2 separate regions of the Mus musculus genome follow, and region 1 is linked to region 2. The links are chromatin contacts, found by POLR2A ChIA-PET in ENCODE. All regions are on one chromosome and are shown on one strand. The core of a region is the stretch at or near the end of the contact, and the rest is flanking DNA. Distances in the headings are between cores, read along the strand shown.

The links. ChIA-PET counts read pairs that join two places held with the same protein, here RNA polymerase II (POLR2A).
Region 1: POLR2A ChIA-PET joins it to region 2 with 13 read pairs in Patski. The contact joins the promoter of Ahnak here to the promoter of B3gat3 in region 2. POLR2A ChIA-PET finds 5 or more read pairs at or near these places in 4 of 5 experiments (Patski and embryonic stem cell).

What each region holds. Positions count from the first base shown.
Region 1 is chr19:8,985,234-8,991,965 of GRCm38, forward strand. It overlaps Ahnak (AHNAK nucleoprotein (desmoyokin)), which reads left to right and starts at 4,051. Exons shown (of 5, transcript NM_009643.2): 1 at 4,051-4,196.
Region 2 is chr19:8,915,158-8,922,541 of GRCm38, forward strand. It overlaps B3gat3 (beta-1,3-glucuronyltransferase 3 (glucuronosyltransferase I)), which reads left to right and starts at 5,236. Exons shown (of 5, transcript NM_024256.2): 1 at 5,236-5,491; 2 at 6,649-6,823. The coding sequence starts at 5,410. It overlaps Gm36629 (a long non-coding RNA gene), which reads right to left and starts at 6,685. Exons shown (of 3, transcript XR_003952913.1): 1 at 6,593-6,685; 2 at 6,452-6,503; 3 at 3,442-6,160. Ganab (alpha glucosidase 2 alpha neutral subunit) reads left to right here. Exons shown (of 24, transcript NM_001293621.1): 22 at 1-113; 23 at 247-347; 24 at 468-1,585. The coding sequence ends at 577.

The sequences.
Region 1 (6,732 bases), core at 2,801-5,300, 69 kb after region 2:
ATTCAGTAAATTAACATGCCACTGAGGGCTGGGGAATCTATCTTAGTGGTGGAGTGTTTGCCTAGCATGGATGAGACCCTGGCTTTGAACCCTAGCATTACAATAAATAACTCTTGGTTTTGAGCGATTGCTGAATGCCTGCCAGTGCCTCCCACCCACCCACCTAGAGCACATGCAGAGGGAAATCCCTTTAAGGAGTGTAGATGTGAGTGAGAATCTTTCCTTTGCCAGCTGTGTGACTTAAGGTAAATCAGCAACCCCTCTGAGGCTGTTTCCTTATCGAGGACCTCCTTCTCAGGGTATGTGAGAACTAAGTGAGCTAACCTGTGAAAATCTGCTGCAGAATCACATACAGTGGGCATCATGGTAGGGGTGAGATAAGGAGGGGTGGCGTGGGATGGGGATGGACTAGAATTTCCACTTAGAACACTGAAAAAATTGTTATGTGTGATTCTCTGAAGCAAAGGTCTCACTTTGTAGCACAGGCTGGCTTAGAACTATATAATCTAGGCTGGCCTGGAACTTGGTGATCCTCCTGCCTCACTCCATTGAGCACTTAGATTCGCAGTCATGGAACCAGCATCACACCTGTCTGAAAACTTGAAAACAACCCCTTCCTCTGGGCTGATTAGGAAACTTCATGTCTGGTTCCAATTGCACGATCATGATCTTCAAGGATTTTAAGGATGGACGTTATCCTTTCTCTGTTCTCTTAGCCTAGACTTGGACAGGAGCCAGTTCCCAGACCATGCCCTGACCAGGCAATCTTGACATCCTTAACCCTGAATGAAGCGTCTGGACAGAAATCCCTGTTCTGTAGCTCCAAAAGCCAGCCATGTCCTCCTGCCTTCTTCCCTGTTGACCAAGAGGGTGGCCAGAACAAACACTGGGGCAGATACAATTGGCTCAGAGCCCAGGAAGCTGTCCCTCTTGGAGATGCAGAGTGCGGCAAAGTTGAGGTGCCTGGTGCCCGCATCTCTTCATTTCCTTCTTACTCTCCTGTGCCAGCCTCCTTCCTCTAACACTCCTGCCTGGAATGCACCTTGCAGATACCCTGTGTCTTTGGGCTTGCATCACATCATAGTCACCTTCCTGAAAGCCTAGGAATAAATCAATTTCCACTTGAACATGCATCAGGAAACTTGTTCTTTCAAAAAATAAAATGAAGACCCCATCCCCCACCCCATGCACAAAGTTCCCACACCCCACACACAAAGTTTCTCTGTGTTAGCATCAGCTGTCCCGGACTCACTCTGTAGACCAGGCTGTCCTCAAACTTAGAGAGCCTCTTGCCTCTGCCACCTACTCTGTTGGTAATTGATTAACTGGTGACTTTTGGGGGGAGAGTGGGTAGAGAAAAAGGGAGAAATTTACATTTTTTTGAGACAAGGCATTATGTAGTCCAGGCTTACTTTAAACTCTTATGTAGCCAAGGTCACAGATGACCCTGACTCCTAGGTGTCTCGGTCAGACAGCCTCAGAGTGATAACCACACTAGGCAGAAGTTTGCTTTTTATGGTTCTGCCTCTCTATAGTGCTTAAATTTCAAGGACCGGGATGAAGCTCAATTGTACAGTGTTCATTTTTCACATAAGAGAAATTCCTATTACTCATACAAAACACCTACCAAATGCCCTGACCCATTACGGAGGCATTGATTTAATGTCAACAGGGATTACCTAGCTAGTAGGATTGCAGAGTACTTCATTTTATTCTTGGTCTATATTTAAGAGGTGAAATAAACGCTATTTATGTGTAGACAGGGTCTTACTATGTAGCCCAGGCTGGCCTCAAATTCAAAGTTTGCCAATCATTGCCTCTTGAGTGCTGAGATTAAAGGTATGTATCACCATTTCTGGCTCAATAAGTGTATGAGTACCCATCTAAAATGAATAAAATAAAATGTCCTCTTTTTTTTTTTTTTTTTTTCGAGATGGTTTCTCTGTATAGTCCTGGCTGTCCTGGAACTCACTCTGTAGACCAGGCTGGCCTTGAACTCAGAAATCTGCCTGCCTCTGCCTCCCCAGTTCTGAGATTAAAGGCGTGCGCCACCATGCCCCGTGAAATAAAATGTCTTGATATGGTGAAGACTTGTAATCTCAGCATTTGAGAGGCTAAGGCAGAATTGTTGTCATTTGAGGACAACCAAACCTATATCGTGAATTCCAGAACAGCCTGGGTTACACTGTAAGACCCTGGTTCAGTAAATCAGGACTGTGGGCTAGGGGATGACTTGTTCAGGTAGTTGCCACCAAACCTCATGACCTCTTTGATCCCAGTGGAAAGAGAGAAGAGACCCTCACAAGTCCCATGGCCTCCACATGATCATGCACACTAAGTAAAAGGAAAAAAAAAACATGACTGGCTCTTGAGTTTTATTTTTTGAAATGTGTTTTGGCCTGATCCTCACTTGGTATCTCTGGGTGGCCTGGAACTTACTGAGTTCACCGTAGGGAGTGTGCTGGGAAGGGAGTAGATTTGGAGGGGGGGGGCTGTTAAGCCAATTGACAGTGTGTTTGTGATGTCTAGTGGGTTTGAGGAGGGGCAGAGAAAGAGAGAGAGAGAGAGAGAGAGAGAGAGAGAGGAATGTTAGTAGCCAAGTCTCTGCTTTGCCTGTCTTTACATGTCCATGCCTGTCTGAATTTCTACCTACATTTCTCTCCACCCTGGTGTGTCCATTACATCTGTGTCTGTTCTCTGTCACTCCCTTCTGTTGTCTCCCTCCCCCCATCGCCTGTACCCTGTGTGGTAACTGGACCTGGACACAGCCCCCAGGGCTGGCAGCAGACTTGGCTGATATTTTTAGCCTGCAAACATGTTTGCCATTTCAGAGGACAGGGCAGGGCTGGTCTCAGCCCCAGCCCACTCATGATCTTGGAGCGAAGGTGCTCCTGCCTCAGGCCAAGGTCTCAGTTCTCCAGCTTGAGGCCTCTTGGGGCATTTGGGAAGGAAGGGAAACTGGAGTGGGCAGCTGGGTAGCCACCTGCCAGAGAGGGTAGAACTCAATAGGGAAGGAGAAAAAGGGAGGTGCGGAGGGGGGATGCAGCCAGAACATCTCTGCAACCCCATCATTAAGCATTTAATAAAATCCACATAGAGTTAGAAGTGGCTGTGGGAAATGGCTGTAAATTGGGGAGCGGAGCAACTTGCAAATGGAAATATGGGGGAGGAGCTGTGAGAGGCGCAGAAGGCCTGGGAATGCAAAGAAAGTGCTGGATCTTGGGTTCCTCAAGCTTACTGGGGCATAGTGGTTCATGCCTTTAGTCCCAGGGTGGCAGAGGCAGGGGAATCTGTAAGGCTGTCAGTTCTAGCCAGTTCTGTGATGGCCGGGCTACACAGTCTGTGCTCCCTCCCCCAAATAAAATACCCAAAAGGCATGGGGGACAGAGTTTACAGGAGAGAGTGAGTTGTTCCATGGTGCGTCCAACAGCTGCAGGCCTGACTGGTGTCGCTGCAATGAAGAACAGCACCGTGGTGTGGTGCATAGGTGACTCCATTCCTAGGGGTCGGATCTAAGTCTTAGAGTCAGTGTGTTTTGTAGAAGAGGAGAGAGCCTGAAGGCGAGGAACGGGGCGAGGCTGCAAGAAGCCTGGGAACTGGGAGAGGAGGCTGGGGCCTGGGATTAATGTATCTGAGCTTGAGAGAAAGCTCAAAGGTCTGTGTGGAGGCTGGAGGTCGAGGTTGAATCATCTGAGCTTCTTGGCTCTTCTGCAGACTAGGTTGACTCTGGATTCCGACTGTGAATCTGTGCCCCTGCGTGCTTCCAGGAATTTCTTGCCGGTGAACACACACACACTGTTTAAAATGGGGTGGGAAGATCCAGAGCCGGGACAGGAGCAATAGATGGGATAGGGGAGGGGAAAAGGCGACGCCTCCTCGTCCCTGAGCCCCCTCAACCTTCTCCCTTCACCGGCCCATTCCAGGGTGGCTTCAGTGTTAGTCGTGCTCTCGGGTCCTTGCCCTATTCGGGCCCCGCCCGGCCCCGCCCTCTCCCCACAGCTCCGGGCAGACCCGCCCGAGTTACAAGAGCCGCCTCCGCGCACGGGGGCCCGGCCACTTGGAGCAGCTCTGCCGCGGGGACTGCACTGTCCGCCCTGCCAGACCCGCCCCGACTGGGGCTCGCCGTCGCCAGCAGTCAGCACTGCGACCTCGGGCCCTTCGCCGGCTATGGCTGCGTCCTGGGGCTGAGCCCGCAGGTAGGGAAGCGGAGCGCTGGGCGGTAAGGTGTGGGGCCAGGGTTCGGGCGACCAGGGGAGAGAGGGACTCGGACAAGGTGCATTTGCGGTAGTGTCACTACGAGGGTTCCGACTGTTGGGAGCAAACCTGGCCGCTTGCGGCCGCCGGGGCAGGCGACGCGTCACGCTTCGGGAGTAAAGCTCTTTCTCCGGAGTTGGGGCCAAGTTTAACTAAGTTAGAAAATCGCTTCGAAGTGTGCTTTGCTGCGCTTTTAGTTTTTTCCCGCGGATGTATTGTCGTTCCAACTGCAGTGCAGGGCGTTCCTGATCTGGTGGTCCCTGACCGATTCCATCTCTTTGGGGCGGCGGCTCAGAGCGCTACTTGGTTCCTATACCATGTTTACTGGAGAAGTTTCCAAGAGCCCCATCGCCCCTCCCGCGCCCCTGCACCGCGTGCCCCCTCTGCTGTCTTTCGCGGCTCCCCACACCTCCATCTCGAACTTCGCGTCCGGATTCCCCTCGGCCCCACCCTGCTCTGTACCACCAGCCTCTCCCTTTCTGGCTCCTAGCGGCGACTTTAACAGCTCCCCTTCAACTGCCCCGCCCTAGTCTTGCCCCTCTGTGTTTCCAGATCCAGAAAACTCCCTTCTTTCTCCAGGGCGTCGGAGCCTGGAAGTTTGCAGCGTGCCTCCCTGTGGGATGGGTGGGAGTGGGAGGGGGGGTGGGGGACATAATTAGGGAGATTCCTGCGCTGGGTGGGCGGGGAGGGGGCTGTGCAATCGACACAGTCCCCAGAACCTCCCTTGCTCCTTCTAGGGGCGGTGCTTTCTCCCCACCCCACCCCACTCCCAAACTCGTCCGGGCGGGATGGCCCCCGCCCCAGCGCCTGGCTGGATTCCAGCAGCCTGAGGAATGTAGTGGTTGGAGCCGGTGACTAATTCAAACCAGAATTCGGGGGTGGGGGTGGGGGTGAGGGGCAAAGCGGAGGGGGAAAGAGGCCGTGTGTAGGCGGTGGGGGCCGGAGCGCAGGGCGTAGGTGAAGGACTTCCCTGCTCTCCTTTGGAACCCTTCACTTTTGCAGTGCGCGCCAGCGGAGAGGGCGGGGGGCAAGATCCTACTGTGGGGTTGGAAAGGCAACATGCTTAGGGTGTGTGCAGAGAGCTGTGTTATGTAAGGCTTTCCCATGCAGGGAGGGGATGTGCAGTGTGCGGGAGCCTGGGCCTCCTCTGGCTGGAGCCCCTTTCAGTGCCGAGGCAGATTTGGGGGACGCAGAACCTTGGTGGCGTTGGGTTGACATCAGGGCTAGCTGTACATGGCGATGAGCACTGAAGACTCTTGGGGTGACCCGGGGATATCCTACAAGTCAAATGGAGTGGAGCCTTGACAACGTAGTGTCCCTGGTATGTGTGTGTGTGTGTGTGTGTGTGTGTGTGTGTGTGTGTGTGTGCTTGCCTGCTCACTCTATTGTCACTTCTGCACAATGTGACCACAGAAGATTGTGCGCATGATGTCTGGGTTGGCACCCTGGTTTGGCAGGGTGTGGCCCTAGGCTGTCTCTGAGGACACACGTGTCCAGGGGTACTTGTCTCAATGTCCCTGTTCTGTGGAGGGGATTTGCAGAAAAGCTTCTGGAGGTAGTTGGGGGGATGGGGGTGGGGGATCCTTGGAAAGTGACCTGGAATTCCCAGGAGAAAAAGGACTCCCAACAAATGGTTTTGAAACAGTTTGCCCTTAAACTTTAGCAATGGCAGGAACCATCTTACTGTACCTAACGTATACTAGATGGGATGAATTCACAAGATCCAATGATTCATGTCCTCATATCAATGATACTGTCCTCATAGGTGACTGGGAGAGGGGAGGGCACACAGGAAGATGCTATGGGCAATGTGGGCAATGTTTAGGGCCTCTCCCCACACTGAGAATGGCTTAGGTGAGTAGAACTGTTTTGGTCCTGCCCTATTAGGGAAGTCTCTGGGGGTAGGGTGGGTCTCTTTTCCTTTTCCCAAGCTGAATGAACTAGTAGCTTCCTTTTCTTGAAAAACTATGGGGGTGTGGGGGAGGGCAGGCCTGTATCTGGTCTGTAGAGTGTGCAGATTGTGCAGTAGAAGGGAACCCCTCATTTAAGGGCCACTTCCTCGGCCTGAGCTGAGTTATGGGGCAAGGGGAGTGTGGGAAAGGAACTGGGAACAAGGGAGCTGATCTAGTAAAGGACTGGAGGGGGGCGTAGGGATGACATCTGGAAGATGTCTGAACTCCTTTCTAAAGCTCTTGTCCCTAAGAGATTATGCAAAGGGACATTGTGAAGAGAACCAGGACATTCAGAGAGACAGGCACGTGAGTCATCCAAGACTTAGTGCTAATGGTTTGGAAGTCAGCAGTGATACCCTGAGGGTCTTGGCCTAGCACTCCACAGCTCCAAGTCCAGAAAAGGACAAGAGAGAGAAAGAGTAGACCGGGGAGCTCACTTCAGGCCTAGAGAGGCTCTGCTTAGAGGTTCAGAGCCCTACAGGCCTTACGCTCCACTTGGAACTGTCTGTCGGGTTCTGGCAGAGCA
Region 2 (7,384 bases), core at 3,986-6,485:
GGTACTGCCCAAGGAGAGCTCTTTCTAGATGATGGACACACCTTTAACTATCAGACTCGCCATGAGTTCCTGTTGCGGCGGTTCTCTTTCTCTGGCAGCACACTGGTCTCTAGGTAATGGGGTGTCCTCTATGGGCCTTGCCTTCAGGGGTGCTCAGGTTCGCTGTGCTTTTGTTGCCTTTGAACTTCGCTTTGGATTATCTTCCTGCCCATTTCTCCAATTGGCATTTGCTTTTGTTGCCTCCAGTTCAGCAGACCCCAAAGGCCACCTTGAGACACCTATTTGGATTGAGCGAGTAGTCATCATGGGGGCTGGAAAGCCAGCAGCTGTGGTGCTCCAGACCAAAGGTTAGTGATAGGTCTGGCCTTGAAATTGGGAAAAGAAGCAGAGGTAGGGTTGACAGGGTTGCAACCTTGCTATGGAGAGGTAGCCTATTATTGACTGTGGTGCTTGCCTTTCTTCCACAGGATCCCCTGAAAGTCGCCTGTCCTTCCAGCATGACCCTGAGACCTCAGTGCTGATATTGCGTAAACCTGGTGTCAGCGTGGCATCCGACTGGAGTATTCATCTTCGATAACCCAAGGAACTTGTTCTGAGTTGGGAGGAAGGGCATGATGGTATTGAGTTACCTTTTCTTTTGCCTTGGAGTTTGACCCTACCTAGATTTCACCTTCTAATTCTACGACCCAGATTCTGTCAACATCTGGGCAAGATGACAGGGCTGTCCTAGGGCTCTGAATTCCACTTGTGACCTAGTCTTTCCTTCTGTGTGTTACCAAGCCCTTCATACTCAGTATCCTGTTGCTGTAACTGGAGCACAGTCATTTGTGAAGACCAAGGGGCCTTGTCGTTCTTTTTCTCTTCCTTAGGGTCCCTACCTTCTCCTTAGACCCCATCTATTCAAGCCTCTTGTTTGTTGATGCCATTTCTTGGAAGAAGATGAGGGCAGTGAACATTAGGGTTCCTTTTCTTCTTCCCTGTTCCCTCCTATCCAAAATGCCCATCCTTTCATTCCTTCCCCTGAATGTCCCCTTCTCTGTTCCACTGATACACTGGGACCACCCCTTACTTGGTAAGGGACAAATGGATCAAGATTGAGGTTCCTGGAGAACGTCCTCTTCCTTCTCATCTCAACCTTGTCTTCCTGTTTCTTTCCAGAGCTGCTGCATTTCTCCCATCTTAGAGGGAGACGCTTCCACACAATTAGGAGGGCAAGGTTATTAAACTTCTTTTGCCCCTCTGGTCCCCTTGGGACACTCAAGATAGAGACATGAGTTGTGGTTTCACTGAATCACGGTCACCTGTATTTATTGCTGGGAAGAAGACTGAGGGTGGGGGGAGACGATCATGTGTACCCAGGGGTGGCTTCAAGCCCTGGTAAGCGGGTTGAGGGAGGACTCAGGAACCAGGAGAACTATTTGTGGGAATTTTTTTTACTTCCTCTGGGTTCCCAACTGTGACAAGTTTTGATAAAAAGGAGAAACAATAAAAAACGAAACAAAACATAAATAATAATTGGATGTCTGAATTATACTTGTAAACTGAACAAAATCGCTCCAGTAAATAGTGGCCTACCATTTTATTCTGTATAAGCTGCTTCATTTCAGCAAAATGAGCCAACCTGAGGGCGGCTTTAGCTTGAGATGCTAGTCCTTTAGAAGAACCCAGCAATGGGTCTCAGGAGGTGAACTGGTCAGAAAACTGCTTTGTCTCGCAAATATAGGAGCCTGAGTTTGATCCACAGACTCACTGTAAAGAAAGCTGAGTGTGTAAGCCTAATTCTTTTTTTGTTTTTTTTTGTTTTTTTCGAGATAGTTTCTCTGTATAACCCTGGCTGTCCTGGAACTCACTTTGTAGACCAGGCTGGCCTAGAACTCAGAAATCCACCTGCCTCTGCCTCCCGAGTGCTGGGATTAAAGGTGTGCGCCACCACCGCCAGGCTGTAAGCCTAATTCTTGGGAGGCAGAGACAGTTGGATCCTTGGGGCTCTGGCCAGCTTGCCTAGCCTACTTGGTAAGTTCTAGTCCAGTGAGAGATCCAGTTTCAAAACAAAACAAAAGAATAAGGATGGTGCCTGAAGAACACTCAAGATATTTATTAACCTCTGGCCTGTACACATATTCACAGCAACTGTCATATTTTAAAGTGGACATAATAAGTAGTGATCAGCGCTAATGGGCGTCTTTTGGAAATACATACAGGGTCAAATGTTTTCATCAGAAGGCTATTTTTAGTTAATAGCACTTTTTTTTTTTTTAACAGATTTATTTATTATTATATGTAAGCACTGTAGCTGTCTTCAGACAACAGAAGAGGGCGTCAAATCTCATTATGGATGGTTGTGAGCCACCATGTGGTTGCTGGGATTTGAACTTAGGACCTTTGTAAGAGCGATCTTTTTTTTTTTTTTTTGGTTTTTCGAGACAGGGTTTCTCTGTATAACCCTGGCTGTCCTGGAACTCACTTTGTAGACCAGGCTGGCCTCAAACTCAGAAATCCGCCTGCCTCTGCCTCCTAACCACTGAGCCATCTCTCCAGCCCAACAGTATTTTTTAAATTTACCTTTTGATTTAGGGTCTCACCATATAGCTTTGACTGGCCTGGAAGTCAAAAGCTCTTCCTGCCTCCCTTAGAGCTGGGATTAAAGGCTTATGCCACTGAGCCCAACCTAAGACGGGATTTTGACATGTAGCCCACTGGCTTTGAGCACCTGATCCTTTAGCCACAGCCTCCCAAGTGCTGGTATAATAGATAGCATTACCATACTCAGCTTTTAAAAATTGCTTCGCAAGCCGGGTGTGGTGGCACAGGCCTTTAATCCCAGCACTCGGGAGGCAGAGGCAGGTGGATTTCTGAGTTTGAGGCCAGCCTGGTCTACAAAGTGAGTTCCAGGACAGCCAGGGCTATACAGAGAAACCCTGTCGTGAAAAAAACAAAAAAAGAAAAAAAAATTGGTTTGCAATGCTGGGAATTTGACCTATGGTCATGCCCTATATCAGCATTTAAAAAATCCTCCCATTGTTATGTTGAACTTGCTAGCAAAGAGCTGGAGTCTGATAGATTGCCTGAGTTGGGAGTCCAAAGCCATTCTAGACCACAGACCCTTTCAGATAAGGATTAAAAAAAAAAACAAAAACAAAAACAAAAAACCTTTCTGGGAATGGTGGAATAGTTCAAGGACATCCTGAGATCCTGAGACTTTTAAGTTGAAGGCTATTCTGGACTAAGTCTCAAAACTATTGTTGGGAAGATTGGAGAAAGGACAAGTAGTGGATACTTGGTTACAGGAAAAAAAGTTCTGAAATTTTGTTTTGTATGATAGGGTGACTAGATAATTCCTAAATGGTTTTTACAGAGCTAAATGAAAGGAGTTTTAAATGTTTTTATTATGATGTAACATTGAAACAGAAACATAGTTACTGGTAGGAACATAGTATTTTCTTTTGTGAGTTTTTTTTTATTGAATATATGTTGAAACTATTTATTGTTCAGCAAAGAGAAACAGTTTGTGTAATAGGACAGGGTTCCAGGTAGCCTAGGCTGACTATATTTCTTTTCTCCCTTTCCCTTTCTTCCTTTCTTTCTTTCTTTCTTTCTTTCTTTCTTTCTTTCTTTCTTTCTTTCTTTCTTTCTTTCTTCCTTTCTTCCTTTCTTCCTTTCTTCCTTTCTTCCTTTCTTCCTTTCTTCCTTTCTTCCTTTCTTCCTTTCTTCCTTTCTTTCTTTTTTGAGACAGGGTTTCTCTGTATAGCTCTGGCTGTCCTGGAACTCACTCTGTAGACCAAGCTAGAACTCTGAAATCTACCTGCCTCTGCCTCCCAAGTGCTGAGATTAAAGGCGTGTGCCACCATTGCCATGCTGACCATCTTGAGATATAGTGGAGTTTACCTCCACTTTCAATGTTGTCCAGGAATTGCGGACATGTACCACTACCCCAGGTTTTTTTGGTGATAGAAACTAGTGCACATGCTGGCCAGTGGTGGTGTATGCCCCTTAAATCCCAGCAGAGGTAGACAGATCTCTTGAGTTTGCCTAGCTAGCAAAGTGAGTTCCAGAACAGTCAGGGTGGTTAAATAGAGAAACTGAAACCTTGTTTTGGGCGGGGATGGGGGTTTGGGGGTAGGGGTGGGACAAAGAAAAACTGCATATTAGACAAGCTACTTCCTGGACTAAATATGTAAATTGTTACATATCCGTGAATAAAGTATCATTGTTGTAGTGTAGACTTGGTACCCACTTTTAGCTCTGTAGTCACTTGCTGAAGAGAGGTGACCCTGAAGAAACTACAGCTCGTGGAGCGGAAAATCTAGAAGGAACTTTTAAAAATTGTCCCATGGTAATGACATAATTTTGGCCTAAAATTGGAAGGCTGATGAGATGGTTCAACAGTTAGAGCACCAAACCTGAGGTCCCAAGGCTAAAACTCCAAAGTCCTCTGGTCCTCACGAACATGTGTAACTGTTTTCAAATCCTATTTTTAATGATGATTCTTAAACACTTTAACCTCCCTTGTAGTCCACCACCCACCAGAGGTTGTGGAAAATGAAAGATACGGGGGATGTGGACATGTTTAGAAAGATTCTTTGGAGTAGCTTTTGTCTGTTGTCTGGAAATCTGCAGTTCACTTCACAGGCTAGCAGTGGCAGCTTGATCCACTCAGACATTTCATGAATCTATCAGCAGTTCAGTTCGGTAGAGTAGGGATAGCGAACACGAAGCAGCGGTGGCACAACCTAACAGACAACCAGGACAATCAGCACAAAGCAGGAGGGACCAGCAGGAATGCCATTAGAAAACATTTACATCACAACTCCTAACGGCAAAATTACAGTTTTGAAGTAGCAACAAAATGAATTTTATGATGGGGAGGATGCCAAATCATGAGGAACTGTATTAGAGGGTCCCAGTATTAGGAAGATTGAGAATCACTGGAAACGACCTAGCCAAGCACCTGGTGCGTTTTAGATTTCACTCATTGGTTGAACAAGTAATGAACAACCGTTTCTTTAAGCAGCCAATGCTGAGGCTGAAGGATGGTTGAGTGAGTCTAGAAAACTCAGTGACAAGGGTGGAGCTTGTGCTCAATTGGGAGCTTCAAGATGATTATAGAGCTAGGCCACACAAGCTCTTGGTCAGCCTGCCACGACCGCTTGACCCAGCGGATATAGCGTCAACGCCCTGAATGGCCTACCAGGAGGCGGGACCGGAAGCTGCCTGTGGGAGGGACGCCACTAGCCGGAAGTGGTCCCAGGTGTCGCTCAGAGTCCCGCGTTCCCGGGAACTAGTAAGGGAGCCTGGGGAAGGCGGGGCGCGGCCCGGGCGGCCGGGGCGGGGCCGGCGGGAGGGCGGAGGGCCGGGCGGACCTGTCCCTGCCGGTCCCGGTGGACCCCGCCTGCCCCGGTGGCACCGGCCATGAAGCTGAAGCTGAAGAACGTGTTTCTTGCCTACTTCCTGGTGTCGATCGCCGGCCTCCTCTACGCTCTGGTGCAGCTCGGTGAGCGGGGCGGGGCGGGGCGGTGTGCGGAGGGCCGGCCCAAGGCGCTGGGGATGAGACCCGCAGACAGCGGCTTCCCGCTCGCTCAGCCCTCGGGACAGCCCTCGGTGACCCCTTGTGTAGAACTCTCGGCAGTCTGCAACTCCGCGGATACCGGTCAAGCCCCAAATGACCCCGCCGCCGCCAAGCAACCTATTTTCCACCCTCCCCTTGCTCTGCCTCTCAGACCGGCTTGCTGATAGGTTTTTGAGAACCCCCTGGTTCATTGTCCCCTCCAGCTTTTGACCAGCTGTGCTCTCCCCACCTCCAGGCCATCTATTTCTCATCCTGGTTTTAGGCCAGATGTCACATCAGGACTTCCCTGACCACCTTAGCTCAAGTAACCCTTATTAGTCTTGATCTCTTTTAATTTTCTAAGTGGCCCATATCACAATTTGTAATGACTTTATTAGTGTCTACCTCTTCCACTAAAGTAGCTAGGGAGTAGGGACTGCCCCCCCCTTTTATTCAATAAATATTTGTCGTGTAATGGAATCTGTGAACTTACTGACAAGTCAGTGGTCACGTGACCACGGAGCGCCTTGAATCCAGCCTTTTATGTGGGAGCTTGGTAAACGCTTTTCAGGTAGTGCCATTACAGGAGAGCCTCTAGTTCAGACTGTTATATTCCTTATGTGTGGAAGGTAAAATTAGGATCAGAAGGTAGAAAGGACAGAAAGGCTGACAGATAATCGTCGAAATGTACTAGTGAAAATAGTGGCAGGGCTGAGGGTGTAGCACAGTGGTAGAACACTCACAAGTGTAAGGCCCTGGGTTGGAGCCCCAGCAAAGAAAAATAGAGTGACAGATGGAACTGGTTAAAATTGAAGAGTTGAATGTTGTGGCACACCGTTTGGGAAACAGGTCAGTGGGTTAAAGGTCTGAGGTCAGTCAGCTTGGAGCCATTATAGCAAGACCTACCTTAAAACAGTAACACAGTAACAGTGAAAGGTGAAGAGTCTCTGACACCATTCTAAAAAAAAAAAAAAAAGCAAGTTACAAGGGAATTTCTGTATTGGCTAGGAATTAAAAAGAATTGGCCTGGGTTTTTGAACTACTTACTATCCTGTGGTTCTCTGTCACAACTTGCTCACCCTGTTGGTGCTTCCTGGTACCAGGCCAGCCTTGCGACTGCCTCCCTCCGCTTCGAGCTGCAGCTGAGCAGCTTCGGCAGAAGGACCTGAGGATATCCCAGTTGCAAGCTGATCTCCGTCGCCCACCCCCTGTCCCAGCCCAGCCCCCTGAACCTGAGGCCCTGCCTACTATCTATGTCATTACCCCCACCTACGCCAGGTACGGCTCTGGTACACTCAGGAGCTCTGTATTGAACAGGAAGAGGGTTAATGATGAATCTGGGGAGGCACTGAAGTATGGGGTGATGCTTAAACTAGAGCTTGCCAAATGTTATGAAAAGTGATCCGCATCTTTAGTCAGGTTTGTGGGAAAATGTCTTTTTCCTTTAAAAATAGACAAAGGAGTATTAGGAAGTAGATTACCGAGTTATTGCAAAACTTTAACGACAATTAAGTGTGAAAGAAAATTTGAGCTTGCCATTGAATGAACTCTTCTTAGGAATCTTTTGGTTAGACTGTCTCAAAGCTAACACACACACACAAATACTCAACAACAAAACCAACAAACAAACAAAACCCCAAAAATTTCTGATTAAATTTAGAAAACAGGGCTAAGCAGGTTTAGTCAAATCCTTCCTTCCTTCCTTCTTTCCTTCCTTCCCTCCTCCTCCTCTTTCTCCTCCTCTTCTTCCTCTTCCTCTTCCTCCTCCTCTTCCCCCTCCTCCTCTTCCTCTTCCTTCTCTCTCTCTCTCTCTCTCTCTCTCTCTCTTTCTTTTTTAGA